2 separate regions of the Mus musculus genome follow, and region 1 is linked to region 2. A link is a contact called in ENCODE POLR2A ChIA-PET data. All regions are on one chromosome and are shown on one strand. Each heading gives the region's core, a stretch centred on a gene start or an enhancer-like site at or near the end of the contact. The rest is flanking DNA. Distances are from core to core; before and after follow the strand shown. Region 1 overlaps Tm9sf4 (transmembrane 9 superfamily protein member 4). Region 2 holds the start of Tm9sf4 (transmembrane 9 superfamily protein member 4).

Evidence for each region. ChIA-PET counts read pairs that join two places held with the same protein, here RNA polymerase II (POLR2A).
Region 1: POLR2A ChIA-PET joins it to region 2 with 11 read pairs in embryonic stem cell. The contact joins the enhancer-like site here to the promoter of Tm9sf4 in region 2. POLR2A ChIA-PET finds 5 or more read pairs at or near these places in 4 of 5 experiments (Patski and embryonic stem cell).

Annotation. Positions count from the first base shown.
Region 1 is chr2:153,194,952-153,200,416 of GRCm38, forward strand. It overlaps Tm9sf4 (transmembrane 9 superfamily protein member 4), which reads left to right. Exons shown (of 18, transcript NM_133847.3): 11 at 360-441; 12 at 539-614; 13 at 3,399-3,482. It also overlaps the pseudogene Gm20094. Among named protein-coding and RNA genes, the nearest start is that of Tspyl3, 28 kb to the right of the region's middle. Within about 2 kb of position 3,665, at least 1 of the 3 ENCODE cell types and tissues checked has a DNase peak (open chromatin) inside an H3K27ac peak, as active enhancers do.
Region 2 is chr2:153,158,611-153,164,463 of GRCm38, forward strand. It overlaps Tm9sf4 (transmembrane 9 superfamily protein member 4), which reads left to right and starts at 2,691. Exons shown (of 18, transcript NM_133847.3): 1 at 2,691-2,961. The coding sequence starts at 2,947.

The DNA.
Region 1 (5,465 bases), core at 2,415-4,914, 37 kb after region 2:
TCCTTGTCTAAGAAATGGAGAGGCTAACTTCCATCTTAGAGGGTCAAGTTAGATTCAGCTTGCAGGTGTTCAGAATGCTCTCAACGGGTTGTGTGGTTCATTCCAAGGGCTCTGGGGACAAGAAGGTATGGTGAAGGTTCAGACTGCCAAGACCCAGCAGCTGCTCCAACCCCCCCCCTCCCCAAACCCCAGCTACAACCCAGTCTTTCCGTATAAAGAGCTTTGCTGTTTCAAAGGCCAAAAAAGAAGGGAATCTCTTCTTAGCCCCATTTGTCTAGCAGCCTATATGTCTGCCCATCAGAAGCTTCAGGCCTGACAAAACACCCTGATCCTGAGCCTGCCTTCTGTCCCCTCTGTAGTCGTGGCCATGCTTGGGATGCTGTCGCCGTCCAGCCGGGGAGCTCTCATGACCACTGCCTGCTTCCTCTTCATGTTCATGGGGTAGGTGTATGTGAGGATGTTCCCAGGGGATGGCACAAGCCTGCTTCACGCCACTTACAGGACTCCTTATTGTGGATTCTGCCTTTTCCTACAACAGGGTATTTGGTGGATTTTCTGCTGGCCGTCTCTACCGAACTCTAAAAGGCCATAGGTGGAAGAAAGGAGCCTTCTGTGTAAGTCTTCCCTCCTCGCCCCTCCTTTCCCCCCTTCTCCTCCTCCCCCTCTTCTTCCTCCTCTTCTTCTTCCTTCTCCTCCTCCTCCTTTTCCTAGCATTTGTTGGGGCCTGAGACACCCTTCCTACAGCACTCAGGAGCTTAGGTAGGCCCTGATATGGATTTTTAAGCTAGTAGCTAAACAACGTGATGGTGGAGCAGTGGGGGCTAGGGCCCACAGTCTCCGGTTCTAGGCTCTCTTAAGCTTCCAAAAGTATCTCAGCATTGCAGATGCTCCATCCACAGAGTGATACAGAGGTTGAACTTGGGCAACTTTTTGCTTGCATTGTCTAGTGACTGGAGCAAGAGACTAGTGGATTCAGAGTGGTGAGCGCATCCCAGGAGAACAGCACACCCAACAGACTAGAGAGAATTGGCTGCCAGGCTGTGTGACAGCCAGCTGACACGGCAGTCGCCAGAGTGAAGACACGTGGAGGTGGAAAAGTCCACAGAAATGGGGCAGTGCAGGCTGGGGTTCTCCCAGGGACCTTTTCTTCTTTCTGTTCACAGTGTTAGATGTGGTGCCCAGACTGTAAGTTTCAGTCAGAAAGGAAGAGGAGGAATTCTCTGCTATACAGTGGAAAGGAACAAAAAAGAAAAGACATCTTGACATTTGAACTGGGCCTAAGGAATATTTTAGGTAGCTGGAATTGCTGAGATCCTAGGTTTTGCGATCTTTTTGTTTGTATGGTTGGTTAGTTGGTTTGGTTTTTTTTTTTTTTTTAATATTTATTTATTTATTATATGTAAGTACACTGTAGCTGTCTTCAGACACTCCAGAAGAGGGAGTCAGATCTCATTACAAATGGTTGTGAGCCACCATGTGGTTGCTGGGACTTGAACTCAGGACCTTAGGAAGAGCAGTCGGTGCTCTTAACCACTGAGCCATCTCTCTAGCCCTGGTTTGGTTTTTTGAGACAGGGTTTCGCTGTAGAGCCCTGGCTATCCTGGAACTCACTCTGTAGAACAGGCTACCTTGAACTCAGATGTCCCCCTGCCAGCCACTGCCTCCTGAGTGCTGGGACTACAGATGTGCACCACCACACCCAGCTGGGATTCTAGTATTTTTTTTTTTATTTTTTTAATTTTTTCCAGGCAACGCTTTATTTACTTCATGCCCTTGTCCCCCCCTCTGGCTCACTCGTCCTGTGATGAGAAGGACTCAGCCACCCACAATAATGTTATTAATGGGTATATGGATCAGTTTCACGAAGAAGCCAATGAATCCCATGATAGCAAATCCTATAGCTGTAGCCATGGCAATCTTCTGGAATTCTTTTCTGTCGGGTTTGGTGCATCTTTTAACCATCCGAATTGAGTCCTTTACAAACTGCTGGCTGGGCTCTACAAACTGCATTACCTGATCCATGTTTGTTGGATGGCGGATTGAGAGCGTAGAGACACGTAGCTTAGGAGAGACTTTTTTTTTTAATTTTAATTAAGTGTATGTGTGTGCACACGCGTGCGTGTGTTTTTTTTTTGTTTTTTTTTTTTTGAGACAGGGTTTCTCTGTTTAACAGAGCTATAGCTGTCCTGGAACTCACTTTGTAGACCAATCTAGCCTGGAACTCATGCCTGCCTCTGCCTCCTGAGTGTTGGGATTAAAGACATGCACCACCACCATGTCTGGCTAGATCCTAGTCTTGACGTGGCTTTTCTTGATGGATAATCATAAACAGCCCTCTCTGAACTTCTGGTTTCCATCTCTCCAATGGGGATAGGTGCAACATATAACCTCTGGTACACTCATACCACAAGATGTTGATGACCCACAAGAGGGCCCAAGGACAAGAACTCACAAGAGCAGTGACTAGCTATTGGATGGGAGACAGTGAGCCAAAGAAGTTAATACACAGTTTGAGTGTTAGCTTGGGCCTTGACCTCTGTGCTTAGTGACCTATCTGGATGCCTAGATCATCCCAGTGTGGAAGGATGAGACTCAAGTGTAAGCCTGGGGCCTTGGGTTTTTGTGCCTGGCCTCTAGCCTGAGAGACTGACTAGATTACATTGCGTGAAATCAGGCTTTGGAGGGTGTCTAGGTTCTAAACTCTGCTCTGCCCTTGATAAAGTGTGATCTAGAGTGGAGAGATGCCCTTATCTTTTAGTAGGGTCTCTTCTAAACCTGTCTGTAGTGAGGGTGAGGTGAGATGGTACAGGTAGAGCCCACAGTTGCCATCTTTAAGAAGCTACTAAAGCTGAACCATTATTTTAGGCAGTTGGAGTTGGAGCCTAAACGTACATATTTTCTGGCCGTTTTATTTATTTATGAAGCAAATACTTAGTGAGTAGCTGCTGTGCTGTGTGATGAGAACACAACAGAGTACAGGATTTACAGTGTAATGGGGAAACAGACATTGATCAGGCAGCAAAGCATATGCTGGTGCTCCTTGTCTCGGTGAGATTACATCTCAGTTTGATAGAGTCGGAGATGGATGTATATCTCACACGCCAAAGTTAGTGTGGTTGCTACAGAAGGCCTCTAACCGGCAGAACATCGCCAATTCAAAAGATCCTAAGTAGACCCTTTATAAGGTGACCACCATCTATAATTAGGAAGTAGGTTGAGAGCAAGGAAAAAGCAGTTACAGGGCTCTGCAAAGTCTCAGAACAGGAGGCCTGTCTTGTGTGGGATCAGAAAAGAAGCTGTGCTTAAGCAGAAACCCAAAGGAAGCCTCTGGTCCTCAGCTCCCCAAGGACCTGTGGGAAGCCAGATGCAGCTCCCCAACCTGTTCCTCTTGCTCCCAGACAGCGACACTGTATCCTGGTGTGGTTTTCGGCATCTGCTTTGTGTTGAATTGCTTCATCTGGGGAAAGCACTCATCAGGAGCAGTAAGTACCTTTCCCCGCTGCCAAGCCCCTCTCCAGCAAGGAGAGCTGGTGAGGCTCAGTCCTATTCCCTAAGGACATTTCCTGTTACTGTTCCCTTCCCTTTTCTGAGCCCCCAGAGTTCTGTTCCCAGCTGTAGGGGTTGAAGGTTGGCTGGGGTTTCCCCAGCATTGCCCATCTTATCATCTGCCTGTGCCCTGGCCCTGGCCTTTCTGCAGGCTTGGGAACAGCTGGCCACAGATGACTTCTCTAAAGGGAGGTTTCCACACTCCAGGGGCCAGTCGGGGAATTCCCCGTGGTTTAATCAAGTGAGAGCTGCCTGGTATTCGTGGAGAAGGCTCACCTCAGCATCCTGTCAGCACCAACCCAGAGTGGAGCTCCCATTAAGCCTTGAGGTTGCCAGCAGCTCCTCGGGACTCTGTGACGGAGGGAGGGTGGGGCAGGTGCTTGTTAGGGCTGCTAAGGACTCTGGATATGGTATGAGTGTAGGCTGCTGCTTTCCAGCAGCATGAACACTTCCCCCACCCTGGTATTCAAGGTGGGCTTTCTAAAGAGCACAGAGACAGTAGGAAATGAAGCAGTGGAGCCATCCAGAGGTGAATACCTACCGTGGAGGTTTTAGATGTGTACTCTTTCCATCTTTCTCCTTCAACAGAGATGTTTAAAATGAGAGTATATGATTTAAAATTTACAACGAATGATGCTTATTGTAATACTGTTCTAAACATTTAATGTCCTCTGTTTCTTATTTTTAGGTTGCATACACAGTAATACATTGCATTGCAGCATTTTACACTCTGTCACTCTGCTTTGTCACTCACTCAGTCTTTACTCACTGTCCTCTTCCTTGTCCCTGCCCCCTCTGGCTGCTCCCCTTCTTCCCCAGCTGACTCCCAACTTCTGCTTTCTTATCACATGTATTCCATTACCCTATTTCCCCTACGTGAAGATCTCTTCCTTCCTTCTAATGATCCCTCTCTAGTTTCATGAGTTACATATACACATATATAAATGTAGATACAAAAATGTTTAGTGTAGGTTCTATGTATAAGAGAAAACTTGCAGTATTTGTCTTTCAGAGTCTGGCTTATTTTAACATAACAGTTTCAAGTTCCATCCATTTCCCGCAGAGTGTTGGTATTTCCTTTTCTTCATCTTCGGTACATCCATTTCCTGGCTGTTGGGACCAGTGCAGCAGTAGAGGTGGATGTACAAGTGTCTTTGTAGTGTGCTGACTGAAAGTTCTCTGCATCTGTACCCAAGTAATAGAGCTGAGCCATGTGGGATCTGTGTTTTTACTTTATACTGGTTTCTATAGTGGCTGCACAAATTTACCCTCCCACATTAATATGTTGTTAACATACTGATTTTTGCACAAGCCTTATAGAAAATGACTTACAGAAGATGATGGGGAAGATGAAAAATATCAGTTCTAACCCCACCCCCCTTCTACAGAAGCACTGTTAGCTTTCTGTTGTAGGCTTTTCCAGACACATGCACATCCAAACACTGAATTTGGGAGCCTAGGGTGCAGCTCAGTTAGCAGAGTGCTTGCCTAGCGTGCTGGGAACCCTGAGTTCCGGCTGCAGCACTTCATGGACTCACTATGCTAGTGCATGCCTTCCGATCCCAGCACCCAGGAGCTGGAGGCAAGAGGATCGGGAGTTCAAGGTCGTCCTTGGCTACATAGTAGGTTCAAAGCCAGCTACCTAGGATATAAGAGGTCCTGTTGAATAAAATGAATTTTATTAAAATGGAGTTCTTTTATTACTCCAGAGCCATGCCCTGCTCTTCTCCACTTGGGAGAATGCTGTGAAGTTTCATTTTAACCAAACTCTAGCAGTTTTGCCTTCTCCCTTGTCTTCACACAGCAGCCCTTGTGTAGTGTCTGTCCTTATGGCACCTTCATGACTCCTTGGGATTCTCAGTCCCCACTGCCTCCCTGGAGGCTCCTGGGATGCTGAGGTTCCATCTTCCCTGGAAGCT
Region 2 (5,853 bases), core at 1,441-3,940:
AGCAATAGATGCTACCTGCTGTGAAGGGTAATCTATGATACTGAGCTGACAAGATGGCTCAGTGAGTAAAGATGCATACAGCCAAGCCTCAAGATTTGAGTTCAAACCCTGGGGCCCACACTGTAGAAGAAGAGGATCAACTCCTACAAAGTCTGTATGTGCAACAAGGCATATGATCATATGTACACACTCAACACCCCCCTACACACACACTAAGTAAATAAATATATGTAACAACATTTAAAAATGACAATCTTTGGGATGGAGAGATGGCTCAGAGGTTGAACACACTGACTGCTCTTCCAAGGTCCTGAGTTCAATTCCCAGCAACCACATGGTGGCTCACAACCATCTGTAACATGATCTCAGCACCCTCTTCTGACATGCAGGCAGAATACTGTACATAATAAATTTTTTTAAAAATGACCATCTTGGAGCTGGGCAGTGGTGGCACACATCTTTAATCCCAGCACTTAGGAGGCAAAGGCAGGTGGATCTCTGAATTTGAGGCTAGCCTGGTCTACAGAGTGAATTCCAAGACAGCCAGGGTTACACAGCAAAACCCTGTCTCAAATATATATATTTCCTTATCAATATAAATATCTTCTTTTATATTATGTGTAGGGGTATTTTGCTGTATATATGGCTACGCATCATTCACATACCTGGTCCCTACAGAGGCCATAAGAGGGCATCAAACCCCCTGGAAATTGGAGTTACAGACTGTTGTGCGCAGCCATGTTGATGCTGGGACTCAAACTCTGATATTCTAGAAGAGGATCTTCCAATGGTCTTAACTGCTGAGTCATGTCTCCAGCCCCATCAGTATTACTCTTTAACCAGACATAGTGGTAAGAAACTTCCAGGACTTAAGTTGCAGTAGAACTGGCCACAAGTCTGCAATTCAGAATTACTACAAGACTATCTAGTAAATCCATCCTGCTTCTCTAGCTCTGTGCCTCTTGGGAATATATCTGCTCTTTGGGATGGTGTGTTGGTCCCAGGCATTTATGGGTTTGTTTTTCAGCACTCATAACAATCCAACCCAATACTAAATCAACTAGGCTCAACCAAGTAGTTCTTTTGTTCCAAATATCAATAAGGATATTCACATGTTCTATATTTAGTTAGTAGCTTGCTAGGTTTGAACTGCACAAACTTATTTCCTTTATATGTGTAACTGTCAGGTGGGGTTTCTAGAACTCTGTGAGGAATGACATAGACCTGTCTATGCAGCAGGACACCCAGCCATATTTATATCCTTGGGAGGAAGGAGAAGCTTCAAGCCTCTTACAGCCTAGACACAGAAGTGGAAGACACTTATAATTCACTCTATTTGGTCAAAGCAAGTAACTTAACCCCAGCATTCAACAAGAGAAAAAAATTCACCTTTTGACAGGAGAACCAGTATGCTCATAACATGCAAGAAGGAGAGGCTTGTTAGTAGACATTTATGCAGAAAAAAATCCACCACGGTAGTAATCAGTACTGACCACAGTGGTGGTCAGAGCTCAGCTGTTCCTTGCCAAGGTGCAGAAGAGATAACTAAAAATCTTAAGACCAGTTTTGGCACAGTACTTAAGCAATGCTGAGTTTTCTGTTTAGCCCGTGGCTCTCTTTATGGCTCAGGATGGTCTTGAACTCACCATGCCTTCCTTCCTCAGCATCCTGAGCGCAAAAATTACCAGTGTGAGCCACTGAACACGGATAATGATAAAGATGATAGTAACGATGATGACTGAGGCAAGGTCTCACATGTCCCAGGATAACCATGAACTCTTCTTGCTGGACCTTCTGAGTTTGGGGATTACAAGTCCCAGTGCTAAAGATTAGGCAGGCTATCTGCTAAATTAACTATATCCTCAGAACTCATTACTACTCTCTTAACAGCTTTTTGGATCCATCTAAGAAGACCGCACTGGCTCTTTGTACACTTTACAGTGGTATATATGAACCAAACAGTCTTTCTCCATTATGATCCTTTGAGTCCTCCCCAGACCCTTTTAAGTCAATACTGGAAAGTTAAGTTTAAGATGGTTAAGTGACTTGCTTCAAGTCATACATTAAGCCAGTTAGAATGGAGAAGTCCACATTGAAAAATGTCTCCTTTCACTAAGTGTTCTGCTTTTCATTCACTCATTTAACAAAGCATATTGTTTGGGACACCTACCATATGTGTGAAGGAATGTACATACGTTATATAATGACAATTATTTATTGAATACTTTATATGATTGTGTCAGTGGATACTTAACATAAGCCAATTATAAAAATAATCTAGAGCTGGGCGTGGTGGCGCACGCCTTTAATCCCAGCACTCGGGAGGCAGAGGCAGGCGGATTTCTGAGTTCGAGGCCAGCCTGTCTCGGAAAACCAAAAAAAAAAAAAAAAAAAAAAAATCTAGAAATCTCTGCCCCATTTCACTGACGACAAAAACGCAGTGTAAGGGAAAGACAGAGTCCTACCTTCATAGTTATTACGGCCGATTAGTAAGACTATATTATAGTCAAATAAATATTTAAACATATAATTACAAATTACTCTAAATCAGAAGCTGTCAGAGAGGGTTTACCATGCTTTCCGTTTCACAATTAAGGTCCCGGGTAACCCTGGCAACGACTCTTTCTGCCAATACTAAAGAAAGCATCCAGGGAGCGCGCCTATTTCCACACACCCCCATTACCCACAATGCAAAAGGAGTAGGCGGAGGAGCGGGTCTGCCAGAAGTCAATATGGCTCCAATAGTTACACCGTACGTTCTCTTCACCTAGTCAGAGACCTCACTGCCAAGGCCAATCTGCCAAGGAGAAATTAAGCTTCTTTTACCTCCTCACTACTGCGACTACAGAAGAATCTGAAGCCAGGAGTCCCCTTAGTGGAGCTACACTCCGTAACCACAGAAGCACCACTTCCGCTGACGTCATCACGCCGACACGTGGATCCAAGATGGCGGCGGCGATGGTGAGTGAAGGAGACTCCGGGAACCGGAGCTGGAGCAGGGCCCCCCTGGATAGCCCAGGACCTTCCAGCGCCCCATGCCTGGTTCCCAGCCTCCTCCAGAACCCCTGCTCGGGTTACCCTTGACTGGGTCGGCCTCTACAAAGTCCCTTTCTCTAGCCTTGGCATGGCATCTAGGCTTGTCAGGGCCTGGAGTTTTAGGGGAGGTGCCGCTTGGAAGGAAGACTTCGGCTCATGCCTTCACGGTTCTCATTTCAGCTTTCGTTCCCGCCCCTTGTCACCCCTATTTCCCATTTCTTCCCCTCCAGGCTTTGTCTCCTCCCGAGAGGCCCCCGTTATTTCTGCCTTCGCTCCTCCTCCTCACGTTCATACCCAGCTCTCCACATACCCATCAGCCTAACCAGTCTGCGGGTGCCACCTTGCTCGCACCAGCCCGAGCCTTGTCCTTACCTGCACCCTCAGCGGTTCCCATAGCGCATCCCGCTTGATTGCTGCTGTACCAGGGCATCCCATGCCCATCATCCCATCCCCAGGCCCTGCCCTTCTCCTGCCTTTTCTGTCAAAATCTGTCTCTCCTAAAGTGCTTTTATCCGATTGGTTCTTAAACCCCACTGTGCACGGGGATCTTGGGTTGTTGGTGGGGAGGCATGTTTAAATAGTTTCCTGAGCATCACTCCCAAAGATTGCAATACCTTAGGCCATGCTCAGGAATCTATAGTCTCACAAACAGTCCTGTGTTTATAATGGAGGTGGTCCCTGGGTTACCGTTTAAAAACACCTCTGGCCCTGCCTGTCTGTATCCCCCTCCCACTCCACACAGCTCCTTACAGATAAAGGGTCACTATCATGAAGCTGACTAGAATTAAGTCTCTTTGTGGATGAGAGTGGAGGTAATATACCTGTGCCTGAAGGATGAGTCACTAGCTGACTTCTGTTTATCAACCACAGAATTAAGTTTTTGAAGGTCAGATTTTCTAAGAGAAGTTCACCTCAAATTCTGTTTGCCAAGAAATGAGAACAAAAGTCGAAAGTGAATTTTCCTGGGTGGTCTTGTACATTGCTGCCTCAGAAGATAAAATTAATTCCATCGTGGTAGTGAATGACAAGAAAGACTCAGAGAAAAAGCTTGTGACATTTGACTCTACTGAAGGAAAATTCTTGCTTAAGTTATTTGATGTTGGTTTTCTCTAAACAGGGCCAGGTTAATTCATGAAAGGAGTCTGTCCTGTTAGCAGACGGCTGACTTTTTTTTTTTTTTTTTTAAATTAGGTTCCTTGTTTATAACCCCAGAAATCAGGTAAAAATGTTCAAGGTTTTGCGGATTGTAACCCCTTTTGTGGAGCACTTGCTTGAGCGTACCCAGGAGCCTAAGTTCGATATTTGGCTCTGTTTAGGGGAAAAGCAGATTCAAAGCTTTCCCTGGTTTCTGTGGCCACAGACTTCAGTATGAATCATGAAGAGGGGTAAATCCCTAAAGTGGGATGTTGAAATCCTTTTTCTCCTTTATCACATTCAGAATAAGGCGAATGTGAAGCCAGGAAGTCACACCCTTTCTTGTTCATAGAGAGTTTAGTAAGGTGGCATTTATAGCACTGCACAGGGAAATTCCTGCCCTGTACAGAGCTTTTAAGAGTTTATAAGTTAGCAATATGTATTTCTGGTGTACGTTTCTTCATTCAGCAAATATTTGAATGTCCAGTGACTGCCAGGAACTAGGTATATGACTGTCAGAGGGTCATGGTCCCACCCTCGTGGGCCCACTCTCATTCCAGGAAACCTGCCTGGTGCTGCTAAATGCTGTGAGGGTAGCAAGGTGACGGGATGGTGATTGGCAGTAACTGGGCATCATAGCTGGGACGGACTGACAGACAAAACACAAACAAACAAACCAGCTTTGCAAAGAATGTCCCAGGCAAAGAAAATGGCAAGTGTGATGGCTGAATGACATGTTTAAGGAATCTATAGAAGACTTTTAACACCGGAACCATGGGGAAGGGTAGCGTAGCAAACAGCAATCAGGGACGAAACCAGAGACAAATAAGAACCGCACTTGCTAGAAGTAAGTGTGCTTGTGATTGGTGCATGGTGTAGCTCACGGTTAGCAATCTGTGTACTGGATTTTGAAATAGATTTTTCTATTAGGTTGGCTTCACTTCCTCCTACCCTACTGGGACAACATATCAGGGGAGCCAGCTTGTTCTTAATGTGCAGATAGACCATAGAAACCAATTTTTTTTGTTTTGTTTTGTTTTTTTGTTTTTCGAGACAGGGTTTCTCTTTATAGCCCTGGCTGTCCTGGAACTCACTTTGTAGACCAGGCTGGCCTCGAACTCAGAAATCCACCTGCCTCTGCCTCTTGAGTGCTGGGATTAAAGGCGTGCACCACCACGCCCGGCAGAAACCAGTTTTTTAAAAAGATTTTTTGTTTATGTGTATGGGTACACTGTAGTTGTCTTCAGACACACCAGAAGAGGGCGTCAGATCACGTTGCAGATGATTGTGAGCCACCATGTGGTTGCTGGGAATTGAACTCAGGACTTTTGGAAGAGCAGTCAGTGCTCTTAACCACTGAGCCATCTCTCCAGCCCCATGGAAACCAATTTAACTCAATTCAATAAATAGAGAATGTGGCACCTGGGAGGCTGAGGGATCTCTGTGAGTTCAAGGCTAGCCTGGTCTAGATAGTTCAGAGAGCTAGGACTATGTAGAGAAATTTAGGTAGGTAGGTAGGTAGGTAGATAGATAGATAGCATGAATGGAGAATGTGCTATATACTGAGCCCAGTTTAAAAGGCACTCAAGAAACTGCGTGTTCAGTGAAAAGGCACAGAAGCAAGTTTGTACAGAGGTGTATGTGGAGTCACAAGTAGGTATGAATTTAGTTTGTGCCAAGCAC